Regions from separate parts of the Homo sapiens genome. Here region 1 is linked to region 2. A link is a contact called in ENCODE Hi-C or POLR2A ChIA-PET data. All regions are on one chromosome and are shown on one strand. The core of a region is the stretch at or near the end of the contact, and the rest is flanking DNA. Distances in the headings are between cores, read along the strand shown.

Evidence for each region. Hi-C counts contacts between places; a loop is a spot of excess contacts on that map. ChIA-PET counts read pairs that join two places held with the same protein, here RNA polymerase II (POLR2A). Pooled maps may share reads with other maps.
Region 1: a map of Caco-2 shows a loop between it and region 2 (2.0-fold over the local background). The contact joins the enhancer-like site here to the promoter of ITGB1 in region 2. A Hi-C loop is called at or near these places in 2 of 168 maps with a recorded cell type or tissue (Caco-2 and endothelial cell of umbilical vein) and 8 of 50 pooled maps. POLR2A ChIA-PET finds 5 or more read pairs at or near these places in 2 of 52 experiments (A549 and BJ).

Annotation. Positions count from the first base shown.
Region 1 is chr10:33,262,685-33,269,123 of GRCh38, forward strand. NRP1 (neuropilin 1) reads right to left here. Exons shown (of 17, transcript NM_003873.7): 4 at 962-1,189. Among named protein-coding and RNA genes, the nearest start is that of NRP1, 69 kb to the right of the region's middle. RefSeq lists an enhancer at 1,042-2,241. Within about 2 kb of position 1,672, at least 10 of the 41 ENCODE cell types and tissues checked have a DNase peak (open chromatin) inside an H3K27ac peak, as active enhancers do; they include endothelial cell of umbilical vein, where a contact is called at or near this core.
Region 2 is chr10:32,953,034-32,959,702 of GRCh38, forward strand. It overlaps ITGB1 (integrin subunit beta 1), which reads right to left and starts at 5,197. Exons shown (of 16, transcript NM_002211.4): 1 at 5,112-5,197. RefSeq lists silencers at 3,895-4,056, 4,450-4,899, 4,970-5,549 and an enhancer at 5,720-5,769.

The DNA of each region.
Region 1 (6,439 bases), core at 422-2,921, 310 kb after region 2:
AAGAGCAAAACTCTGTCTCAAAAAAAAAAAAAAAAAAAGTCTAACCTCACCACCCTATTTAAAATTTCAACCTATACCTCCCCACTCCCAACTTCTCATCCCTTGACTCTGCTGTACTTTTTCTTGCTTTCATTTGGGGAGATTTGTTTATAGCACTTCTCACCTTCTAACATTTCATGCACATAATTCATTTATTTGTAACGTGCATTGTTTATTGTTTCCTTCTACCTGGCAGAAGAGAAACTCCAAAGGGCAGCATCTTTCATTGTTTTGCTTACCCTGTGGCTAGGATGGTGCCTGGTACATGACAGATGCTCAGGAAATATTTTTTAGGTATATGAATGCATAGGTCAATGACTATAAATGATGTATTGAGGTGACTCAAATTCCCTAAGATGAAAAATCTGTAGAGAATGTACAGGGAACCTGTCTAAATTAGGAATGCCCAAACATTCTCGTTCCTTTTCCAAATTTTTGTTTTGTAGCATAACGGATGCATAGTTTAGCCTTAAAATTTTATTAAGTACTCAACCTCTCAGGTCCTTGGTCTCTGCATTTATAAAATGAGTGGTTTGATGTAATGGAATTACTAAGAGCCCATCCTCTTACAATCTGTGAATTAATGATGAGTAGCCAGGTCAGTGGATGAGCAAAATAGTTTAGAGAGAAAAACTATGTGTTTGTCTCAATTATATCACAAAAATAGCTAAAAGAACCTTTTGTAATCTTTCATGGCCTCAGCTTCTTATCTATAAAATGAAGGAATTGGACTAGATAATTACTAAGGTCTTCTTGAGCTCAAATATTTCATCACTGCTCTGAATATAGAGAGTTTTGCTTTGTTTTCCAGTGTCCTTTTGAGGTTTTTTTTAATGATTCATGTATCATGAGACTTGTAAAAGAATACTGGTGCCCTTCCTCCAGAACCTTCCCTTTTTGGGGTGCTTCCTGTCATTCTTACCATCAGGGAATCCATCCCAGATTTCTAGCCGGTCGTAGCGACAGAACATCCCCCCTGGAGGATTTGAGTCAGGCTCCAGGTCAAAGCTTTCAAATTCCAGGATAATCTCTGACATCTTTGGCACAAAGACAATATAAGTGCATTCAAGGCTGTTGGGATATTTTTCAGGGAATCCGGGGGACTTTATCACTCCACTAGGTGTTGTGTAGTTCTGGGAACATTCAGGACCTATGAGTAGAAGAGAAAAAGGAGTAAAGTGAAAATCCCACTTAAACAACTTCCCCAAGAAATAACCTGGGTAAAGACAGAACATCTTTCTAATAAAAGCCCGCCAGTATAACCACTGTTCTAATCATGTATTAGTCAGCCTTTTCATATTAGTAAAATGGGTATGGAAAGTCAAGTTCAGATTTATTGTGTTAACCTTAGCTTTCCATTTGTATGGAGCAATTTAAAGACTTCTGCTGTTGCAGGGAAAAATATGACAAATATAAAATCATGTGGGAACAATGAATGAGTAAGCTGCAGAAATCTCAACAGAGCCCTAGAGAAATAATTATGGCCCCTTCAAGCTTAAACCTTTAAATCTTGAGGCTGACAGCCCTTTATTGGTGAAATAGAACATTTATAAAGGCGAGGGAGAGAATTCAGTGGAGGCAGTTTGGGTTTCAGATTCCTACACCAGTGACTCAGTAACTCTGCCAGATGTGACCTATGCCTCTTTGACAAACGAAATGTGAAAGGTAATTCGTACATGTACCAAGGGTGAGTGACTCATTCTGAGTGGTGTTGACACAGGTGGGCCGGTAAAGTGTGGCTGTTAGTGAGGGCACGATAAACTGTGATTACAGGCCATGATGCCGGAAGTCACCTGATATCAATGCTGACATCCTAACCTTCCCCGAAGTATCAGACACAGTATAGTACGCCATTCTAAAATTGCATGTTAATAGATGTGTGTGTGTGTGTAATGCATATATTTATAATGTGTAATTTTAATGACTGTTCAGTACCACCAGGACTTTACAAATTATGGTGATTTGTCATTGAAATTGGTCAAGAGCATCCATGCATATAGTGCAGGTTGACCTTATGCCTGTATGAATGACTCCAATTTCAATTCATGGTAACCAGCATAGGGTGGTATTCACTACACAATTCAAAAACTGCCCTTCTTGGCCGGGTGTGCACAATGGCTCATGCCTGTAATGCCAGCACTTTGGGAGGCTGAGGTGGGCGGATCACCTGAGGTCAGGAGTTCGAGACCAGCCTGGCCAACATAGGGAAACCCCAGTCTCTACTAAAAATAGAAAAATTAGCTGGGCGTGGTCGTGGGCACCTGTAATCCCAGCTACCCAAGAGGCTGAGACAGGAGAATTGCTTGAACCCGGGAGGCAGAGGTTGCAGTGAGCCGAGATCACACCACTGCACTCCAGCCTGGGTGACAGAGCCAGCCAGACTCCGCCTCAAAAAACAAACAAACAAACAAACAAACAACAACCAAAAAAACCCAAAACTGCCTTCTCTACCAACATGAGCACATCAGCTCAGTCCCTGAATACCACCTGCTGCTATGATCTTCAAATAGCTACACTTAAGACACTTGTGAATCAGAGAAGTCTTTATCCTTTTGAATTTCAGGATCAAATCTGGGGGTGTTCAGTTCAACAACTCTTTTCCTGCATCATTTTCTCACAGTGGCTTGAAGGCAGACGTGATGGGGCCCCGGCAATGACATGCAAGGATTCAATTCTAAATAAGGTGCTTTGTTGAGATTGTTCTTAACTAAACATTCTCCCAAAGTGCCAGGCAACTAGAGGCGACTTATTAGACATCAATAGAGATTAAAGTTAACTAACTAGCAGGTCTCTAGTTTTAGTGATTCAGGTCAGGAGGCTGAATACCAACAGAGTGCATCTGGCAGCCTGTTGAGAAAACAAATCAATCCTTTCCTCCTCATGCACATATCGGCTATCCATGGATCCATGGCATTGCAGATGCAGAAGAATTCTTAGATGGGCCCAGTAAACCTGGTCTGCAGAGGTCTGACTTATTTGAAATACCTCTCAAACCTTCTTGGACGTGGCTCACCCTTCACCATGAGAGCTGCAAATGCTTATCTATTTGATTCTGGTTCAAAAGTTGGTAACGTGGCAATTCGCCAGGTCAGTTCCAGGTAGAGATTATGACATGTGCTGTATGGTTTATAATCTTAGTTTCTAAATTACTCTGGTGGCTTCTGAGATGACAGCGACTATGCTAATTTGAGTCATTTATCCACAAAGAAAAAATATATATATACATACATGATATTGGGGACCCTTTAGGATTTTATATCCACAGTGTAGAAACAGTTACCCTGGAGACCTCCAAACTCTTCCCTGGGGAAAAAACCGCTTTGGCTACATTCTTGTAAGCCATGGTTTATTAGTATCTGCATGAAACAGCAAGGTTTCATGCAGATACTAATATTTTCTCCTTCTTAAAAAGATAAAATGTTTCAGTTCAGATTAAGATTTATTGAGAAAAAAATGACAGGAATTAAGGTCATACTTTCAAAAGCAAGTGAATTTTGGTGCTTTCACTTTGCCCTTGTCATGCTATGGAAGTGATCCCAGGTTTTCTTGTGTATTTCGACAAAACATGGGGACATTCCATGGGGCGATGGACAAGAACTGGATGGAGCCCCAGGAGACCTGAATCCCAGTCCTGAGATTCACTCACCCGCTGTGTAAACTTGGGTGGCCTCTCAACATTTCTGGTTCTCAAATTCTGCGCATGACAAATGTGAGTTGGACTTTAGAATTTGAAAACTAAAATCTCTTCCAATTTAAAGATTCTGTAACTTCATATTTTGTCCACTATACACCAAAATTTGTTTTAATATTTTCCTTATTCACTGTTGTTTCAGTTTACCATAGTTGAAGAAGCACTTTCTCGCAAAAGGACAATGGCAGAAAAGGGGTTAAGAAAGTCCATGGTGAATACACGTGATAGTGTTTGGATCTGTGTCCCCACCAAATCTCATGTCGAATTGTAATCCCCAATGGTGGAGGTGGGGTCTGGTGGGAGGTGATTGAATCATGGGGGTGGATTTCTCATGAATAGTTTAGCACTATCCCCTCTTGGCCTTGTCCTTGCAATAGTAAGTGAGTTCTCATGAGAACTGGTTGTTTAAAAACGTGTACCATCCTGGCTAACACGGTGAAACCCCGTCTCTACTAAAAATACAAAAAATTAGCCGGGCATAGTGGCGGGCGCCTGTAGTCCCAGCTACTTGGGAGGCTGAGGCAGGAGAATGGCGTGAACCCGGGAGGCGGAGATTGCAGTGAGCCAAGATCGTGCCACTGCACTCCAGCCTGAGCAACAGAGTGAGACTCTGTCTCAAAACAAAACACAAAAAACAAAAAAACGTGTAGCACCTCCCCTCCCCTCTCTCTTGCTCCTGCTCCGGCCATTGTGACATGTGCTTCCCCTTTGCCTTCTGCCATGATTGTCAGTTTCCTGAGGCCTACCCAGAAGCTGAGCAGGTGTGAACATCAGCTTCCTATACAGCTTGCAGAACTGTGAGCCAATTAAACCTCTTTCCTTTATAAATTACCCAGTCTCAGGTATTTCTTTACAGCAGTTTGAGAACACAGGAGATGAGAATACAACACAGGAGATGAGCAGGAGTGAGGCCAACAGCCCTGGGTGCCTAGGAGTAAGTGGCACTCACACAGGCATTTGGAGTTAGTGAACATGAGCTCTCCTCTTTACTTGTAAGAACAGGAGTAACTTGTATAGCTATAAGGAATGCCACCATTTAGTTGCCAAGGACAATAAGGACAGAGAATAATAACAGTCAAGATACTCTCTTTGGAATTATTATTAAATGCACAAACTCTCAATCACATAACATATATCAAGTGACCAAGTCTGCCCTCAGTAAATGGCACCCACCCCCGTCCCCCGTCCCCCTTGCACTGAGACCCATAGGAAACAGCAGCAGCTTCTTCCAGCATCTGGGCCTGAAGACCAAGGGAAGGATGGGAACAGAGATCAGTGGGGAGGCTTGAGTTTCCTAGAGAAATCTCTTTAGGCGATTGGAAATAAATGTAGGGCTGGTGGCCCAAAGTTTCAGCATCTGGGAAGAGACATGTAGAAGGAAAAGAGGGGCTCTTAGGAGGAGAATTAGGGCGGTCCAACATGGCTCCAGGAAGGCAGGAAGAAGCGGGGCTGGCCTTGTTGACTGTCAGGCAAAGATGACCCTGGAGCAATGCAACCCGGGGACTCTGGAATGGCCTAAATGTCTCTTAGAACTGTGACCTCACACCGGAAACCTCAAGGCCATTCTGGTTGCATTAAACTATGATTAGTGTAATTTATGTGTTTTCAGGAAACTTGAAATTGCTGCATCCTGAAAGAAGTACTGTATCTTCAAAAGAATAATGATCCATGAATTCTATAATATCATTAAAGGGCTTTTGAGGGAAAAACATTCATGACCTGTGCTTTTGTGTGTGTGTGTATACATATATATATGTTTTCATAAATGAATTATATTAATGATTTTTATGCAGTTGATGCTGTTTTGAGCAGGACCTCAATCTTGCCCAGTGGGGTGACAGAGACCCAGTGTGGACATTTTGAGGACAGTGGCTTCCTGCCTGTTTGAGAAGCTGTGAGCAGGATAGAGTCACATGGGAGGGCCACAACTGGGCCTATTTGGTTAATGGCAGTGACATGGAAAAGAAGCTGAGAGTCTTTGAGACCTTTGGATGAAAATTAAAAAGCAGTGGATGCCGTATTGGATGTGGGAAGTCAAGAAGACAAAGAACAAAAGAAGACTTCAAGTCTGAAGAATGGGCTTGGAGAGCAGGATAGGAAGCTTTGCTACATCTGAGACTAACAGATACGTAGGGAGCTGAGTTCCTTTGGAAGGAACACAAAGAATTCTTCATGAGTTAGTGACAAATCTCTCTTTTCTCCTTCAACTGTCTTCAGATCTCTAAGAAAACTGAAAATAAAAGGCTATTCCTAGCCCCTTTTCTGACACCTTTGTCTTTGATAGTGCCACATACAGGTAAGCAAGCAGGTGTACATATGTGTGTGTACATATACAGACACGTATAATATGACTTCTATAACAAGTCAAACAGTTTTCATCACTAAAAATATGTACATCCATCCTCTGTTTATGCTGATATCATATGTATACTATTATCTATACGAAAGGTGTTCTAAGTACTTATGTGCTTAGATGAATTTCTGAAAGTTCTCTCCATCTATTCCCTATTTATGTGGTGTCAGAGCCAAATATCTTTGAAATGTAAAGAAGTTGTCGCAACGTTTCCTGGATCCCCAACAACTCCCCTTTACATTTTTCTCAGTTATCATGAACCCAGAAGACCGAAGGCTTTTGAAATTGATGTAGTTAGTTTTTTTTCTATCGAAACAAGCTTTTTCTTCTGTATTCCAAGACAATACATTCAAATC
Region 2 (6,669 bases), core at 3,947-6,446:
CCTAATAGGTAACAAAGTGGCCAGGTACTATCTGTGAAATTAGATTGGATTCTTCCCATGCTGTCCTTGAATGTGACAACCATCTGTCATCCAACCTTCGCTCATACCATTCCAAGCTCAGGCCTCATCTCCTACACAACGTGTTCCAAAACCACACAAGCCAATGCTGAGATTTTTCTAACATTGTTAGGGAATATTACATGGTACAGTATTTTATGGTACAGTACATTGTATAAAACACTCTTTGGTATTTATGTTTTCCTGAACTGAACACAACTTGTTCCAATTAGACAACAGACTCAACATCAAAGAGCATGCCAACTTCTTGATTCATGTCCACTGAGTAAAGCATTTTTCAGGTAACTGGTACTCAATGTACTGATAGAATAAAATGTAATGTACAGCCAAGCTACATCCTGATGCAGAGCTGACAGGGACAGATGTTGCTGGTCAGCGCTGGCAGGTATCCTTAACAGAGTAAGTGGCACAGTGCCTACACTCTCTGGTGATACAAAAAAAAAAAAAGTTGCTCATGGAGAGAGAACTGCACTCTACTTACATCAGGCAGCAGCTATCCTCCAACTCCTCGAACGAGAGAATGAGAGAAACATGCAGGCTGCTTTATAGGGTAGATGTGGAAACCAACGCTCTGGAAGTACAGTACTCTGACAAAGGTCACACAGAAATTCAGTGGCAGACCCGGCACTGACACCCAGGTTTCCTGTCTCCCAATCGAGAAGCCTTTAGTACATCAAACTGCTTCTCTGATCAGGTATCTGAAAATAAATTACCACAAAGAAATGTGACCAATGAAGTCTTTCTGTCTTTAACTCAAACATGCCAATCACTGGAAAAACCCAGAAATACCTATGTCACTCACAAAAATGCCACTCAAAGGAATTAGAAGTTCAGAGAAGAAACTGGGGAAGGTAAATGCTTTTCTAGATTCCTCTTCCTCCACCCCCCCTTGACTATTAAAAGTGTTCCCAGGTCCTCCTTCAGCCCGTTTTTCACTCCACACCCTCCTTTGGTGTTTGCATGCACAGCCTATAGCTTCAACCAGCAATAGACTAAGAATTGTCAAATTGAAATCTCTCAGAGTTTTTTCTTTTTTTAAGCTCTCAATCTGTGTATTCAACTGCAATTTAGACATCTCCACCTATGTCCCATGGTCACCTTAAAAAAAAAAACTTGGCCTCATAAGGTCATCATTTCCCCTCTGCTCCAGCCAACCAGCACCCCCAGCTTGTGGTCACCCTCTCACCTCAGTGAACAGCACCTCCTAGCCAGAAACCAGTGTCACACTGGGTTTCTTTTATTTCTCTTATCAAGTCTTATCAGTTCTCCCTCCCAAATACAGTAGTTCTTGAACCCCACTCAAATCATCCTCCATATAGGGATCTGCAAAGCTTTCTGACCACTCACCTTTATCAGCAAAAAAATTCTAGGCATACCTGTACCCAAAATAAATGCAATTTATAAATTCAGATACATGTACTTCTACAGCAATATAGTAAGATTATCAATCATAATCAAAATTTTAAATTTTAAAGTGATGAGATCAACAAACATAATAGTAGACCTAAAATTTTCTCCCTATACTTCAGTGAGTCTTTTTATGCATCCCTGGAGATAGGAACCTGTGCTTTGAAATTATGTACAATGAGATTGGTCCTATAAGAAATACATACATATATGTGCTTGTGTGTATGTGTGTATATACATATGTATGTGTACTGGAGGCAGCTTTTCTCATGCACACACACGTTTCATGAGGTGATATGCACACGCTTAAGCATATTGCTAAATATAGTTAACTCTACCTTCTAAAGTCACAAACCAAACGGCAAGTTTAAAGTTAGCTGACCTCTAAAAACTCACAGCCACTTTTAAAACAATAACAAATGTACAAAGTATAGTTTGGATCCTTTTGTACACAGCTCCTGAAAGAGAGAAACTTTTTTTTTCACCTACCGACAGACATATTGGAAGGCTGCTAATATTCTGACTTTTACGGACTGTACCCCCTTTAAGCTGGGTACATACCATAATATCTTTTCAGTTTTCCACAGCTATAGATACCTCTAGCATAACACTTCAGGATTCAGAAGACGAATGTACCTTTCTGTATCTTAACGTCTCTACTCCATACCTCCCACCTCTGAAAAAATAACCAGCCAAACTCTCAGAACCTAAAACCAAGTCAGAGTAAACACTGCTAATACAATACAGGTACTTACATATTTACCCGGCATAATCTCCAGGATTCCACCCACAACCTAACAGATCCTAACTCTCTGGCAGAGTGAGAAAATCTGCTAATATCTAACAGAAGTCTAAATGAACCCTTTCAGATACATGCAGCTTGTTACATATTCAGAAAGTTAAGTTCTCTGAAACTTTTACCAGTTACAAGATGTTTCAGCTTATCACACTAGCAGCATAGTTAAGGGCAAACCAGAGCAGCTACAGAATATTAATGAATATGTTTTCAGACAGAACACTATACTACTCACCGCTGTAAGCCATAACTTACTTATCAAGAAGCCAAACAATAAAAGCATTACAATCAGTGGCAAGCACGCTTAGGAAAACTGGCACCATGTTAAGTTGTTTGACCACTTTTCATTATTATAATATGACCAGATGTCCCCAGTGTCACTCCCAGAGTTAGGAAGAACACCAATGTAGAGCTACATTTTCATTCGTGATGGTAATTCGGGGCTGATTTAAATTAAATTATACTGACCAGAAAGCTGCCTAATTGTTAAAATTACTAAATCCAGTGACTTTCAGAATTGCTGATTCCATGCTTCTCATGTGCAGAATGTTGAGGGTATTAAAAAATAACTTTAATATAGAACTTTACATTAAGAAAATCACAAACACTTAAAATTGTAGGTTTAGGTCTGAAGTCAACACAGACGAGTTAAACAATCTATTTGCTTCCTGTTTACAGAATTAAAGTATTAACCACATTCTTTGTCCTTTTAACTAGCATTCTAATAACATCTTCCACCTTCATACTCAATTTTGGGATAAGTAAAATGACTTTCTCCCCAAATGCCTGTAATGAAAATACCAATGTTTTTTATTTAACACTTCACCATCTTCAGTCACTTATATAATATTGATCAATGAGTCAACATTATTTAAAAATATGAGAATTATAGTGAGACTCTAAGTCCTAACCCCTCTGGGCCTTGATGTCCACAAATGAACAGGTAACTGCCAACTGAAGTTCCTTAATCATTTCTAAAATTGGTCTACTGTATAACCTATCGTAAAGGACGTATGTGGTTTAAGAAAGGTGTCTAATCTAAATTCCTCTAGCATGTTATTTTTGTAGCATTAAAACTACAATTAAAAAAAAAAAAATAAAAAAACCTAAGGGCCAGGTTCAGGGGCTCACGCCTGTAATCCCAGCACTTTGGGAGCTCGGTGAGAGAGGACAGCTTGAGCCCAGGAGTTTGAGGCCAGCCTGGGCAGCATAGTGAAATCCTGTCTCTACAAAAAATAAAAAAATTAGCCGGGCACGGTGGCAGGCGCCTGTAGTCCCAGCTACTCAAGAGGCTGAGGTGGAAAAGTAACTTAAGCCTCGGAGGTTGAGGCTGCAGTGAGCTGTGATGGCTCTTCTGCACTCCAGCCTGGGCAACAGAGACCCTGTCTCAAAACAAAACGAAATAACCTAGTAATTCTACCCACCTAAGTTAACCATGTGGCATGTTGGCCCAAAGAAACCTTACCAATGATGTTACCAATTATCTTCCGAGATATTTTTAACATCTTTTTACTATAAAAGAAGGGCTGAAAAGGAGTCAATACTCATTGAGCATCTACTCTCAAGCTAAGTTTTTTACATTTTGCATTTGATTTTCAGAACTATAGTTAGGAAGGTTACTTGTGGTTTAAACGCGGACTCTGGAACTAGACCCCATGCCTTCTCCAGGAGCTCCTGATGACCACAGGCAACTTACTTTTGCTCCCTGTGCCTCAGTTTCTTCACTCGGAAAATGGGAATCGAAACAGTACCAATCTCATTAGAGCGGTTCCAGAATTAAATAATACATGTAAAATGCCTAGAGCTAAACTTGGCCCTCACTGTCATTATTATAAAAATGAATTATTAATGTAGATATTACTGTTCCTATTTCACAGATGAGGAAACGGAAGCTTAGAGAATGCAACTTACTAATGATCATACCAATGAGTGCAAAGTTTTGGACTCAAAAGCACGAATTTGATTAAATAAAAGTTACTTAGAGAGTAGGAGTCTCATAAATCCAATTTATGAAGCCTAAGAAATGACACGCGGTAAAATGATACTAGACACAGGCCGGGCTCTCAGGCTCGCGGACCGGGTCTGAGCACAAGCTGGCCATGGCCATGCGTCCTGGTCCCGGGGTGCCCGGCAGGGACCGGCGACTCTTGACGTTTATAAACACGGGGAAGTGGACTGCACTGCCGCCACCGCACCCCCGGTCCCCAGCGGCTCCACTAAGCCAACTTCTACCCGGCTCCCGCCGCCCCCGCCCGCGGCGCTGGCCCCAGGGCCGCCTCCTGGCAGCCGGAGGAGACCAGTCCCCGTCGCGGGCGCCGACGGCTGGCTCGACGCTGCTCCAAGGACAGCAGCTCGCGAGGGAGCGAGAGACAAAGGCACCGGACCCGTCCAGGGGAGCGCCGAGTCCCAAACGCCGAGCCCCGGGTGGCCTCGCTGGCTCCCACCTGCGCTTGCCCAGCCCGGCGGGAGACCGCAGGTGTCAGGGGCCGTTCGGGCCCGGTCCCCCGCAGCTCCGGCAGCCCCGACGTGACAGCGCCCAGGCCGGCGACCCTCACGTTCGGAACGCGGCTGGGCTGGCTCTGCGCCCGGGGGCTGCCAGCGCCGGGGACCCGAGGCGGGTGGCGGCGTGCGGACTTCCTCCTGGACTAGCCTGGAATCCTGCCCCAGCCCCCAACCGCTGGCGGCCGCCCCCGCCCCCGCCCCCGCCCCCACCCCCACGCCCGGCACAAAGGTCCCGGCGCGGCCCGGCCGGCGGCTTTAAGTGCTGCCGCGCACAGGAGACCGGAGGCCGCGGCCCGCGCTCCCACACCCGAGGCCCGCCGGCCCCTACCTTTTCCGCGCGGCGTCCGGGGCCCGGCGCGGTGGGCTCGGGCCTGCTGTTCCGCGACTCCCGCTGGGCCTCTCCCGCGGGCTGGCGGGGCCTCCCGGGTGTCGGGCGCGGCGGGTGGCGGCGGCTCCTCCTCCTCAGGGGCGGGAGGAGGGGACTCGGCGGCCCAGAGCCGCCCCCCGGCAGGAAACCAGCCGCGGCCCCGCCTCCTCTGCGCGTCTGATCCCGCTCCCGAGGCCGCCGCCGCCCTCTCCCTCCGGAAACGCATTCCTCTCCCGCCGCGTCAGCCCGGCCCGGGGCTAGGAGGAGGCGGAGGATGGGGCAGGAAGTGCGACCGGGACAAAGGAACCGGCTGCGCGGGAGCGCGCCTGAGGGAGGCCGCGGGGGGCAGGGCCGGGACTGCGTTGAGACAGTCGCCGTGCCTCAGTTTCCTCCTCTGCGAAGGGCGGGAGGAGTCGGACGCGCCCTAGAGCCCCGCGCGTTCCTGGTGTAGCCTGCTGGGCCCGTGTTCTTTAAGTTCCTCTTCCTCGGAGCCGCGCGTTCGACCCTCGCTCCCGTTTGTCCACTGATGTCCCGTTTCGAGCCCGGGAGATCCTGCATCTCGGAAGCCCCCTGAGTCCCGAGGCAAATCGGGACCGTGAGCCCCCCTACCCTGCAGGGCTCCATGGGGCCAAAAACCACGTGGTCCTTCTGGAAGGGAACTGGCTAAGCCAGGACTGCTTTTCTGGAGTGATAATGTGCTTGCCTGTGTCTAAGAGAAAGGTGAAGAATTGGGAAACCCATGGGTGTCACGAAGGGTGGTGAGACTGGGGAACGTTTTAGAAAACCTGGTGAGTTGCGTCCTGCTTTTGATAGATTTATCTGGAGGTACCTTTATGGGGAACAGGGATGAGAAGGAAAAGTTTCTTCCTAAGGAGTACAGTTTCTGTTTCACCTCTTAAAAAAAAAAAATTTGGAGATTGGGGCTGGAAACAACGTTTGAAAGAGAAGGAAACATTCATTATGAGAATGGCTGAACGCATGTCGATTCGATGATTGAAGTCTGTACCAGCCAAAATCATACTGAAACCCAGTAATTTAGTATATGCTACTGGCAAGCTGCTATCCTGGTAGCAGAAAATGCTGTGGGTTCCGCTTGGTGAGCTGCAGCACCCTGTTGGGAAAAGAGCTCAAAAATTACCAGATTTATGAAATAGAAGTGTTTCTCTTGCAGGAGATTAGGGACTGGAATGCCCATTTGGCTGCTGCCAATCAATATAAGAGAAAATGAAGCGATCACATCTAAGAAAATTTGCTCATTACTTACCAGCAAAATCAAAACTTGATTAGCCAATCTGAAGACCTCTAGGAAATGAGCACTATTTTTCCCACTTAATGGATGTTCAAGCTTAAGAGGCTAAATGATGTTCCTATATTAATATCTCAATGGTCAAACTGCCATTAGAACTCAACATTCTTGAATTTTAAAGGTATCGGTTTTACCATTGTTCAGAATTCATCAGAATTGGCCCAGTCTCAGCACAGAAAACTGTATAGTTCAAAAGCATAATTGGTCCGTGCC